Linked DNA regions of Homo sapiens: all the other regions are linked to region 2. Evidence: chromatin contacts called from ENCODE Hi-C or POLR2A ChIA-PET data. All regions are on one chromosome and are shown on one strand. The core of a region is the stretch at or near the end of the contact, and the rest is flanking DNA. Distances in the headings are between cores, read along the strand shown.

Region 1 (4,258 bases), core at 1,542-4,041, 720 kb after region 2:
AAAAGCCAAATATGAGTTTCTAATTCTTGAAGAGGAGAAGACAGGAGGAAAAGAGGAAAGACATAAATGAAGGTAAAGTTAAACAATACAAAATATTTAAATAACAGCTCAAGAGGACAAATATTATGAAACAATGCATATATGGACAATTTTTTTTTTAGAGACGGAGTTTCGCTCTTGTTGCCCAGGCTGTAGCGCAATGGTGTGATCTCAGCTCACTGCAACCTCCAACTCCCAGGTTCAAGTGTTTCTCCTGCCTCAGCCTCCCAAGTAGCTGGGATTACAGTACCCACCACCATGCCCAGCTAATTTTTGTATTTTTTAGTAGAGACAGGGTTTCACCCTGTTGGCCAGGGTGGTCCTGAACTCCTGACTGTTGGAAACAAGCCCCCCCCAAAATCTGGCCATAAACTGGCCCCAAAACTGGCCATAAACAAAATCTCTGCAGCACTGTGACATATTCATGATGGCCATAATGCCCCGCTGGAAGGTTGTGGGTTTACTGGAATGAGGGCAAGGAACACCTGGCCCACCCAGGGCGGAAAACCGCTTAAAGGCGTTCTTAAACCACAAACAATAGCATGAGCGATCTGTGCCTTAAGGACATGCTCCTGCTGCAGATAACTAGCCCAACCCATCCCTTTATCTCTGCCCATCCCTTTGTTTCCCATAAGGGATACTTTCAGTTAATCTAATATCTATAGAAACAATGCTAATGACTGGCTTGCTGTTGGGTAAATCTCTGTTCCTGGCTCTCAGCTCTGAAGGCTGTGAGACCCCTGATTTCCCACTTCACATCTCTATATTTCTGTGTGTCTTTAATTCCTCTAGTGCCGCTGGGTTAGGGTCTCCCCGACCGAGCTGCTCTCAGCACCTGACTTCAGGTAATCCACCCGTCTCGGCCTCCCAAAGTGCTAGGATTACAGGCATGAGTCACCGCGCCCGGTCTTATGGCCAATTTCTTTTTCTTTTCTTTTTTTTTTTTTTTTGAGATGGAGTCTCGCTCTGTCACCCAGGCTGGAGTGCAGTGGCGCGATCTCGGCTCACTGCAAGCTCCGCCTCCCGGGTTCACGCCATTCTCCTCCCTCAGCCTCCCGAGTAGCTGGGACTACAGGCACCTGCCACCACGCCCGGCTAATTTTTTATGTTTTAAGTAGAGATGGGGTTTCACCGTGTTAGGCAGGATGGTCTCGATCTCCTGACCTCTTGATCCGCCCGCTTCAGCCTCCCAAAGTACTGGGATTGCAGGCGTGAGCCACCGCGCGCGGCTAATGGCCAATTTTTAACTGCTCACTGAACTATGCAGCTGGATGTTGCTTTAAGAATTTAGAGGAGGTCGGGTCTGTTGGCTCACGCCTGTAATCCCTGCACTTTGGGAGGTCAAGGCAGGCCGACAGCTTGGGCCCAGGAGTTCAAGACCAGACTGAGCAACATGGCAGAATCAGCTAAGTGTGCTGGTGCCTGCCTGTGATCCCAGCTGCTCAAGAGACTGAGATGGGAAGATCACTTGAGCCTTGGAGTTGGAGGCTACAGTGAGTCGTGATCGCACCACTGCACACCAGCCTGGGCGACAGAGTGAGACTGTCTCAAAAATAAATAACTTAAAAGAAAATCTCCCTTCGTCTAAATCCTGTCTACTTCCAAGACACACACACACACACACACACACACACACACACACACACACACACACACACACACACACAAAATCTTGGCCGGACGTGGTGGCTCACGCCTGTAATCCCAGCACTTTGGGAAGCCGAGGCGGGCGGATCAACTAAGGTTGGGAGTTCAAGATGAGCCTGACCAACATGGAGAAACCACGTCTTTACTAAAAATACAAAATTAGCTGGGCGCGGTGGCGCATGCCTGTAATCCCAGTTACTTGGGAGGCTGAGGAAGGAGAATCGCTTGAACCCGGGAGGCGGAGGTTGCAGTGAGCCGAAATCACACCATTGCACTGCAGCCTGGGCAATAAGAGCGAAACTCCGTCTCAAAAATAAATAAAGAAATAAAAGCTGAATCACAACATCTTCCTCTGAAGTGTTGTTGTGACGTTAAAAATGAGATAATAGGCTGGGTGGGTCACGCCTTGTAATCCCAGTACTTTGGGAGGCCCATCACTTTGAGACTAGGAGTCCGAGATCAGCCTGGGTAACATGGCTGAGATAACGACTATAAAGTGAATGGCACATAGTAAGTGGTTAGCTAATGTTTGACTCAGCCCCACTCTTCAGTGATCCTTGTGGGCATTTCTTCACAAAGTTGCAAGGTATTTCTGTAGTCCTCTCTCCAGTATTTTTCAGTATTTGTTCTAGCACACACTAGGTCTTCCACAAAAATGATTGAATGAAAACTCCTGGCAGCGGGAAAGCGGGGTGGGGATGTGGGGAGGGGCACCCCAACACAAACACACAGAAAATGCTACTACAGAACATCGGTTACTGGGCAGCGGTACATTTCAGAACCCCTAGGGTGCCCTCACATCCTGCCTGGCTGGCCTGCTTCAAACGGTTCATTTAACCAAGGTCATACTAAAATGTTGGCTGCTACTAAAATCCAGGAACCTTCACTTTTCCCAGATAAGAGAGACAGTTGCTCTATTAGTATGGGCAGCGGTAGGCCCAAAAGATCCCGCCTTCCTCCACAGGGCGAGCCTATCAGCGCTCCTCCAGCGATGAACGACAGCTCTCCAGGAGCCAATGAGTTCCTCCCCCTGGAAGGAACCCGCCCATCCCTTGTGTCGTCACTAGATCTCTTAAAAAGATGGACCCTCAGCGGCGCTTCCTCGTAGCGAGCCTAGTGGCGGGTGTTTGCATTGAAACGTGAGCGCGACCCGACCTTAAAGAGTGGGGAGCAAAGGGAGGACAGAGCCCTTTAAAACGAGGCGGGTGGTGCCTGCCCCTTTAAGGGCGGGGCGTCCGGACGACTGTATCTGAGCCCCAGACTGCCCCGAGTTTCTGTCGCAGGCTGCGAGGAAAGGCCCCTAGGCTGGGTCTGGGTGCTTGGCGGCGGCGGCTTCCTCCCCGCTCGTCCTCCCCGGGCCCAGAGGCACCTCGGCTTCAGTCATGCTGAGCAGAGTATGGAAGCACCTGACTACGAAGTGCTATCCGTGCGAGAACAGCTATTCCACGAGAGGATCCGCGAGTGTATTGTGAGTGCGGGGCCCCGGCGAGGAGAAGCGGGGGTTGCGGGAGACGGGGAGGTTGGGGTCCGAGCCCACCTGGTCTCAGAGTGCCGTCAAACCATGCCTGGGCCAGCGGCGGGCGACGGAGGCCTCCGTCCGGGCAGAAGGGCGGGTGCCCGGCTAGCGATCCCCTAGATGGGATCAGCTGGGTCCCTGAGCGATAAACAAAGGCCGTCGTTTCCGTTCCTCCCCCACACGCCCCTCCCCTGCCCCTCCCTCCCACCCCTCACCCAGCGCGTCTTCCTGTTGGGGGTCTCCGGGGTCTGAGAGCCTGCGGAGTCTGCCTTAGTCTGATAATCGGGGAAGGATGGGTTTGCTTCTCAAACTGGGTTGAGGGCAAACTCAGCTGACGTTGGATGAAGGGGAGACGTCGTCACACTGAGCTTGATTCCAGAAAAGAGGGGAGGTGTAGGGATGGCAGACGGGAGGAACCTGGGGACTTGGTGGGTCATCTGCTTTGGAAGAAAGGAGTCTTGCTGGGGTGGATCCTAATATGTAGAGATGAGGAACAACCAAGTATTCCCCCGTCTTTTTTCTTTCTCATTGGTGTTTGTTTGAAACCCTGCAAGGCTGGGTTCCCAGCCTCTCAGCCATTCCGGGGTTTCCCCAGTGAGTGGTCCTCCCAGGGCTTCAGAGGGTACCTGGCTGCTGTTCCTTACGCCCTCCCTGCCACTTAGAGCGACAACTGAACCTTGCGCACAGAAGTGGACTACTCAATTCTGGGGTAGGGGTACCCAGTGGAGCTTAGGGTGTCATATCTTTCTCAGCCTTGCTTTGAATTTTCACCTCTCTCCTTTCTCCTGTGTCCTTCCCCAGAGCTCACCAGGGCAACCCTCATCTCCAGATAGTAAATGGAAAGGGAATGGTTTGGAAAAACAGAAAGAAATGTTAGTAAGTGTGGGAATCCATTGTTGGGGTCATTCCCTTCATTTTTCTCAGGCTGGGCTCTAGCCAGCCCTGGGCAGCCTGATTGGAGGAGGGGTAAATTGAGCCAGGACATAATTAGGTCTGCTCTTATCTGTGAGGACAGGAAAGTATATTAGTCTGTGTGTGCAACTCCAGTAGAAGTGT
Region 2 (4,037 bases), core at 1,326-3,825:
TACTAAAAATACAAAAATTAGCTGGGTGTGGTGGCGCACGCCTGTAATCTCAGCTACTTGGGAGGGTGAGGCAGGAGAATTGCTTGAGAATTGCAAGAGGCAAGAGAATTGCCTCTTGGAAGGCAGACCTTGCAGTGAGCCGAGATTGTGCTGCTACACTCCAGTCTGGGTGACAGAGCAAGACTCTGTCTCAAAAAAAAAAAAAAAAAAAAGGAAAGTAAATTATCATCTTGATGTTCTGTTTACTTCCAATAATTCAGTTATTTGGAAACATCCAAAAGTAGTTAGAAATGCCTGGCAGACTTTTAAGGTTTTCTACCTCAAGGCAGAATTAGGAATACAAGGCAATATTAGGAATACAACAGGTACATGGAGTTTTATTGGACTTTCAAGCCCTTTGAGGAAAGGACCATGTCTACTTTTTGTTGTAATCCCAGAACTAGCCCACTGATCCCTATTCAATGTTAGATGATTGAATAAGAATTCACAATGCTGTAGGCTTCCGAAGATGCCACTATCATCAAGAAATAAGGTGAAAAGGAGAAATGAAAACATGTCTATGAAAATATTTGCACCAGAATGTTAATAGCAGCCATATTCATCATAACCCCAACTGGAAATACCCAAATATCCATCAATTGAAGAATGGATAAACACATTGTGATATATTCATGCAATGGAATAATACTCAGCAATAAAAAAGAACAGATTACTGATACACATGGATGGATCTCAAAAACATTACTAAGCTAAAGGATACAGACACAAGTACATACTGTAAAGCTCCATATATGTGAAATACAAATGCAGACAAATCTATGGTGCTATAATTCAGGAAGTTGCCAGGGGAGGGTGGTGGTGGGTGTGGGGTGATCAACTATAAAGGGGCATGAGGGAACTTTATAGGGTGGTGGTTCAGTATCTTGTTTTGGGTGTTAATTACATAGGTGTATATTTTGAAATTCACCAAACAAAGCACCTAAGATGTGTGCATTTTATTGCACGTTAAGAATAATTTAAGGGCCGGGCATGGTGGCTCACATCTATAATCCTAGCACTTTGGGAGGCCGAGGTGGGCAAATCACCTGAGGTCAGGAGTTCGAGACCAGCCTGGCCAACATGGTGAAGCCTCCGTCTCTACTAAAAATACAAAAATTAGCCAGGTGTGGTGGTGCACTCTTATAATACCAGCTACTTGGGAGGCTGAGGCAGGAGAATCACCTGAAATCAGGAGGTGGAGGTTGCAGTGAGCAGAGATTGTGCCACTGCACTCCGTCCAACCTGGGACAGAGTGAGACTCCATCTCAGAGAAAAGAAAAGAATAAAATATTTTTTAAGCAAAAAAATGAGAAAGCTGGTGGGGGTACCCATCAAGACATCTTTTAGGTTCCAGTAATAGCTGTCCTTGGGCACTCTTTTCATCAAACTACCTCTATGCTCAAGAACCCAAAATGACTTCTTTATCTTATGTCTTGTCACATCCATATCCTTATTCTGCTCTCCTCCATAAGAAACCTCCTCCATTAATTTCTCCCACTTCCCAACGTACCACGGTGATCTGCTCACGGTCCCACGCAGATAATTTGCTCTTTCCTATCTGAATCTCCTTGTGGCCTTTACCCTGCCTGGACCCTACTCAAGCTCTCTCTGCCCTTCAAATTCCGTATTTAAATAAACCTCCTTCAGAAAAGAACTCTTAATCCTAGCCAATCTGAGCACCCTAACTTGCCTTACTTTTTATGTTCCTTTATTGGACTAATATGATACTCTAAGCTGCATCCTTTGTATACTCGCAACAAAAGAAATTTTAATGAAGTAGGCGGAGACTGTACCTAGGGATTCCTTCGTATTTCCCTGCAGAACCCAGGTGAGAACCTACATTTCTGGGGCAGTCACTACAATGCAGGCTGTGAGGGTTATACGGTATTTAGGCAAGGGCAAATAGGTGTTTAATTAAGGACTAATGGGAATGATATTGAAGCTCTGAGGCTCTGCAGGGGCCTGGATGGGCTGTTTGCTTTTCCTCATCCTCACCGAGATAGCAAGTGGTTGAGAACAAGGTTGCATCCTTTTTCTGCCCAGCCTTCCCCGCAAACCAGTGAGGAAACGACCAGCACTGCCGTCTGATGAGAGGAGCCTGTTGCTGTAACTGTTTTCCAGATTACTGGGGGGACGACCCCATCCTGGAGAAGGAAGAGAGAGGCGGGAGCATTTAAGGCCAAAGAGGCACTCAAGCCTTTCCCCCATGGATTTACACCCAACACGTATGCAGAAAAGCAAATTACAAACACCGACGCTCACAACCACACATACACGTGCACGCCCAGCCCCACAGAAGCAAACGCGCATGCCTGTGGGCCCGCGCGCACCTACTTAGTTTTCTCTGTTCTAGACGCCCTCATTCCACCCCCGCTCGGCCCAGCCCGGCGTCCTCTACCCAGGCACGGCTGAGGTTTACCAAGCCCGGCCCGGCCTGGAGAAAGTGTTTCTATAAGGGGGAAGGGAGGTCCTTCCCACCAAAGCGGAAGCGGCGCGCGCCGGCCGGGCAGACTTAGCTCGCGTCCTGGGAACATCTGGAGGGGGCTGGGAGGGGCGCGCATCCAGGCTGAACGTGGATTGGCTGCTAGGGAGGAGGGAGGCGGGGTCAGGGCCAGGGGCGGGGCTCCCCGGCCCCTTTAAAGCCTTGACATCAGGAGGCGGCTCCGGCACCCCCCTTTCTCTGCCCCCCGCCCCCAAGCCGCGGCCATGGACCTGGCGGATCCGGCCTGCCCTGGCCCAGCTCAACACCTGATTTCGGTGAGTTCTGGGTCTACTTGGGATTGAAAGGGCGGCGAGTGCGGGGGGGCGATCTGTAGCTCCGGGCCGGGGGGAGTGGGGTGTGGAGGGTAAGGCTCTCGTGGCAGTACAGAGTCGGAGAGGGCGTCGCGGCTTCCTGCCCAAACCCTGCTGCCCGCCCCTCCGTCCCTCCCTCCAGCCGCACCCTCCTCGGGGGTCCGGCTGCGACTCTGTGCACCCCCACCCCACCCCCTCCCGCCCCCCGCGCCATCCTCGCGCACACTCCGTGGCCCCGGAAGGGAAACTTTCGGGAGTGGGGGATGTTCCGGGGGCCGGGCTCCCCTCCCTCTTTGAAAGCACTGACCTTGCCCCAGCTGCTCACCCCACCCAACCCGCATCCCACCGTCCGGGTGCCGCTTAGCGGTGCCGGGTTATTGCGGGGGGAGGGGCTCTCTCCCCAAAGCGCAGGCGCGGAGACGAGCCTGGGGCTCCCTTTCGCACTCCTTCCCATTCCCCGTGGCCTGGGGCGGTAGGGCCTGGGGAAGGCGGGGAGAGGCGGAAAGACCGGGTCTCCTAGAGAACAGCCCCTTCAAAGGCTTTGAGGGGCTGCGGGAAGGAGGAAGGACCTGGTGGGCTGCACGCTGAAGAGAAGCTAAGGGAGGGAGAAGGGTTGGTTGGGCAGGGAGCAGGGACAGGGCAGCGTCTGCAGAAAAGGCCCTCTGGGTGCTGGCTGCGGTGCCAGAAGAATGCAGAGAATTCATCTGTGCCCGACGCTTCCCTGGCTTAGCCCAACTAAGAAAGCGGCTGCCCGGATCCTAGCTCCCCTCTCCCTGTCCTGGGCCCAAGGTCCCGCGTTATCTCCAGTCCTGGCACGGCCCCAAGGGCACAGAGGGCCCTCACCTCCCACAGGCCTGGTTTTCCAGGCATCCCAGGGCTGGATCAGCTGAGTCCACTTAGTCTGTCCAGCTGCTACTTCTTAAAGGCCTGCCTTGCTGAGGAGCTGGGGGTCTTGGGCTAAGGAGTTCTCTGGCTGTAGAGGCAATCCCTCCCTCCCACTTCTCCGCGTCTGTCATGGGTCCTCCTTCTTAAGCACAATGGTCAGCCAGAGGAAGTGGCCCGGGCAGGGGTGGCCTGGGGAGCAGTAGAAAGAGTGTCAATGCCTTACCGTTTTGTGGTCAGTACTTTCGGGGAAAATGAACATAGCCCATTTGCCTTGTTGCAGACCCTCCCTTGCAGACATTACGCCATCTGGCTCTCTGAGA
Region 3 (4,373 bases), core at 1,222-3,721, 640 kb after region 2:
TAAATGATTAAAATTCTACAAATATTATGAAAGAAGAATGTTTTATGCTAATCTTACTGTGTACAAGAATGAATCCATTAGCAGAATACTTGTACATGTATATTGATGTCAAATTTTTTTAAATGGCAATAAAAATAAGAGATGAACTAGTAAAAAAAGTATTGTTTTCCTTTCCACAGTTTGAGTGCTATTAAATCAGATAATAAAGAACAAAAATTATAGATTAGTTATTTCCCCGATCTCTTGTTTATATATTTGAGATTATCAGTGCCTAAATAGTCTATTTCTGACCTAGATCTTGTTACATATGCCCAAGCGGAGGGAATAACCCTCATTTACATAAGGAACAGAATGGCTCTGAGATAGAATTTCAAAGAATCAACCACGTGAACCCTCCTCTCTTTTATTTAATCCTTTGGAAATTGCATAAAGAACTGAGACTATTGGATAAGTGACATATTTCTTAATTAATCTTTTTATATTGTAAAGAAAATAATGTTCAAACTCTGCTTCTCATTCCAAAAAGACTTGTACATGTTACTATAGTCCAATAGTGTCTGATATATTTTATTATTAAAATTGTGAAAGTATTTTGAATGAGCTACTTATTAATCCTTATGCTTCCTTATGCCATTTAATTCTTATTTTTGTTAAATATATTTCTGGGTTCTGAAAGAAGCATTCAAATACCTAATCCTCCTGTCTCTTCTGAAATATACTTTTTTTTTTTTTTTGCTAAAGAAGTGGAGATAAGATGATGTTGAGGATTATTTTTTCCTAGGAAATATACAATAAGTAGATAAAATGATTTTTGCATTTTGGATATTATTTTTTTTCCAGAGAATATTACTGAAGCAAAATTGATCAAGTAAAGCAGAACTGTGGATGGCAGGCTAGAAAAATCTGTGGTCGCCATTGTCACACCACAACCTGCAGCAGCTGTATTCTCAAGTCCCTCCCTCCCACGCCCTTCTTAGCCTGCCAGCCTAGCAGGAATGAATGGGTTCCGCAGAGCACTGTGTGAGTAGTGCTGCAGACCCTGAAAATTTGTCTCTGAAAACCAAAAGGAAAAATTATTTGTAAAAAATAAATTTTCAACTTTAGTGGCCAAACTTATTTACCTCTGAAATTTCATCACCAACATCCAGTGGTACGAAGTCCAGTGACTTACTCCGGATCGTTGCTGAGAATGGAGGCTTCCTAAATATCAAGATAATTTTACTCCAATTTATTTCCTAGGGGTGAAAGCAAAGCCTTTTTGTCCCAAGGGACAACTGAGCAACCACCAGAGTCTCTAGCTGAACAGCAAGGGTGTGAGGCCGGCTAAAATTCCCACAGTTAGAAGCCCACTCGCAGGAGGATATTTACCAAATTGACATAAGAACTACATAAAAAGGAAATGCGTTTATTGAGCTGATGTTTCACAGTTGTCTGTGGATGGAGGCGACATTGCAAAATTCTTTTTACATTATATTATTCTCTTCTTCTTTTTAATTTGGTGTATTGGTTATTACTATTATTTTGCTTGTTACTTTCCAGACAAAAGTCCAATTCAGATATGTAACTGCACACATGTAGTACTAACTTCTGAGCTCAATTATTTCTCCTTGTATTTTCCCAATTTTCTATCAGGAAAGATGATTCATTCCAAAGGACAATGTACCATACAAAATGTGTTACATAGACTTCTCATAAAAGAATACCTCTAGTAAACCATTATAACTACTCTACGTTCACTTGCTCTTGATTATTGCCATGTTAGAACTATTTGTTCGCTTCTTTATTTAATATGGTTATTCTTTCCATCTTCCAGTTTTGTTTAGCTATTCGGGTGTGCGTGTGCCTGCAGAAGAAGCTCTGAAAATAAGTTAGTTGAACCTGAGAAACCATTTGGAATGACCGTATGGCTAAATCTTTTTTTAAATTAAAAAAATCACATATACCCAGGCCATTTCGAGCATCATGCCGATTTTCCCTCCCACTTTACGTTTAAAGCAATTAGAGATGTTGAACCCTAACAAAATGTAGTCGAGTTTAATATACTACGAGGGAGGGGCTGGCAGTCATTTTCCTTTAAATATTTAATCTAAACATAAATTGTTATTAAGGGTAGGGGGAAAAAACCTCACATAGATAATTTTAACTGCAGTTTGAGGTTTAAGCAACAGAAAGTCTTCTAACCCCAGTCCCCTTTCTTCTCCTTCCGCCCCTCCCCAACCCCGCCCCATAATGGATGCTCGGCCGACTGCTTCTGCACGGTCTCTTTGTCTAAAGGATGCAAACAGTCTACGGATGCTAGAGAAAAAGGGGTGGGGGAGAGATTACCTCATCCCACGTCGCTTGCACCAATCACCAGTCTCCTGTCATGGCTTCTCTGGGCAGATTGGGGGTCTGGACCAACAGGAAAAGGCCCCGGCCCATCCCCATGGTGACCGAGTTGTATATAGGGAGCCGCATCCGCCTATGTGCCGCAGGTTCTCTTACATCGACCGCCTAAGAGTCGCGCTGTAAGAAGCAACAACCTCTCCTCTTCGTCTCCGCCATCAGCTCGGCAGTCGCGAAGCAGCAACCATGGTGAGAATCGGCTTCGGCTCTTTGTGGCCGTTGGGTGGAGTCAGCGCCCCCAGGCTCTACTTGGAAAACCTTTAAGCTCTTTTCTTTCGTAAGCTCTCTGGGCGAGGGTGGTGGTATGTTTTGTGAGGTTTAGCTTAGCCCCAAATCCTCAAGCCCCGCCGCCGCCGCAGTGCGGGTGCAGGAACCGGGCCAGTACTGCGCCCAGGGCGCAGCAGAGCGCTGGGGAGGAACAAAGGCGGCGCCTAGGCGCCTGTGTTATCCGAGAGACTTTCGGGGGCCGCGGGCAGCCCGTCTGCCGCGACCGAGGGGTCTGGGGCGTCCCGGCTGGGCCCCGTGTCTGTGCGCACGGTTTCGCTGATGCTGAGGGGCCACTTTCTGTCTCGCGTTGTTCTCTGGGGACCGGGAGAGGAGGAGGCACCCAAAAAGAGCGGGGGCGTTGGGCGAGCTGGGGGACGTGGGAGGGGGAACGGGAACAAAGCGCAGCCTAGGGTTAGCGTGGGAAGACCCTCCGCGGTCTTTGGCGTTTTGGAAAGATACCCACACATTCCCGGGAAAACATGGTGAGTTTCTGCCGGAGCCCCCGGCAGCGGGTGTCAGGGCGGCGCAGGGGCGGGGTTGTTTGTTTCTGGCTTCTATGGCGTTGGAGCCACTGGGCGGGGTTCGCCCTCACTGAACCTCTTCTGTCAGGAGCTGACTGAAAAAAAAACAAAAAAACCTTTCATCATTGCGGAACTGTAGGCTCCAAAAGGGTTTTCTTCACTATTATAAGTTAGATGACTTTTTTTTTTCTTGAGCAAAATCATAATTCACTTCACAAGCTCTTTAATGTCTGGTCTGGGGACGCCCTGCCCTGACCGACTGAAGTGTGTGTGTGTGTGTGTGTGTGTGTGTGTGTGTGTCTGTGGGACGCCCTGCCCTGACCGACTGAAGTGTGTGTGTGTGTGTGTGTGTGTCTGTCTGTCTGTCTGGACTGCACGTTCAGCGAGGGAGAAAGCCCACTTTGTGAGCCCCAGGGTACCCTGATGGTCAGGACCCAGGGAAACGCCCTTCCCCGCCGCCCCCCCGCCCCGCCCCCACCACATCAGCGAATAGACAATGAAAGTGGTAGCCCTAAAGACCACAGAGAAGAAAACCTCTATTGGATGCAAAGAATATGAATATTATGTGATGGGTAGAGAATCTCAGGATGAAAATACTATTTTGTTGTTTTAAATAAATATTTCATTATCCTTCCACTGGGCTTTTATTCTTTGGTACCTTTTCATGTGATGCTTGTTTCTAACTTAGGAACTTTTGTGTGTGTGTGTGTTAAGATACGGATAATTTTTCAGCTTTTACAGTGGAGAAGATCTGGAAAAACCTTTTTTTTTAAAAAAAAAAGTAATGAAATTGCTACAGACAAAGAAGAATTATACTCCGCATCCCGTTGTCTTTTGTTCCAGTGCATCTTAATTAATTCATTTCAATTCAGGCACATGGTCCCGGGCGGGGTCAGAGGAGGAAAACTGGCAAAACAGCACAATGAGATCATGTAGGCAGCTGCTGGAAATAGAGCTTGCTCTGTTAAATAATGTAGCAGACAGTACAGGCTAGCACCAGGCACAGCAAATACAGCAATGCAGCAATGCAGAAGGCAGACCTTGTCTAAACTCCTAGTATTGATGGATTCTGCAGACAGACTGCAGAAGGGTGTGGCTTCTTGCCTCAGCTGCAGTACAGATGTCCGGATTATAATATCAAGTCCTATTCAGAGGAAACTTTCATCTTTATTTAAAAGGGAAGAAAGCAGTAAAATTAAT

The links. Hi-C counts contacts between places; a loop is a spot of excess contacts on that map. ChIA-PET counts read pairs that join two places held with the same protein, here RNA polymerase II (POLR2A). Pooled maps may share reads with other maps.
Region 1: a loop to region 2 is called in a pooled map, with 8 times the contacts of the local background. The contact joins the promoter of LMBR1L here to the promoter of BCDIN3D-AS1 in region 2. A Hi-C loop is called at or near these places in 6 of 50 pooled maps. POLR2A ChIA-PET finds 5 or more read pairs at or near these places in 3 of 52 experiments (HEK293T, activated B cell and activated naive CD8-positive, alpha-beta T cell).
Region 3: a pooled map shows a loop between it and region 2 (18-fold over the local background). The contact joins the promoter of TUBA1A here to the promoter of BCDIN3D-AS1 in region 2. A Hi-C loop is called at or near these places in 1 of 37 single-sample maps with no recorded cell type and 8 of 50 pooled maps. POLR2A ChIA-PET finds 5 or more read pairs at or near these places in 2 of 52 experiments (A673 and naive thymus-derived CD4-positive, alpha-beta T cell).

Annotation. Positions count from the first base shown.
Region 1 is chr12:49,109,380-49,113,637 of GRCh38, reverse strand. It overlaps LMBR1L (limb development membrane protein 1 like), which reads left to right and starts at 2,791. Exons shown (of 17, transcript NM_018113.4): 1 at 2,791-3,154. The coding sequence starts at 3,083. RefSeq lists a silencer at 2,045-2,225 and an enhancer at 3,083-3,622.
Region 2 is chr12:49,827,081-49,831,117 of GRCh38, reverse strand. BCDIN3D-AS1 (BCDIN3D antisense RNA 1) reads right to left here and starts at 2,575. Exons shown (of 3, transcript NR_027501.1): 1 at 2,374-2,575; 2 at 2,035-2,183. NCKAP5L (NCK associated protein 5 like) reads left to right here and starts at 2,705. Exons shown (of 13, transcript NM_001037806.4): 1 at 2,705-2,796. RefSeq lists enhancers at 1,674-2,252, 2,253-2,831, 3,247-3,296 and a silencer at 2,577-2,986.
Region 3 is chr12:49,187,178-49,191,550 of GRCh38, reverse strand. TUBA1A (tubulin alpha 1a) reads left to right here and starts at 2,471. Exons shown (of 4, transcript NM_006009.4): 1 at 2,471-2,574. The coding sequence starts at 2,572. RefSeq lists enhancers at 2,583-2,702, 2,201-2,792.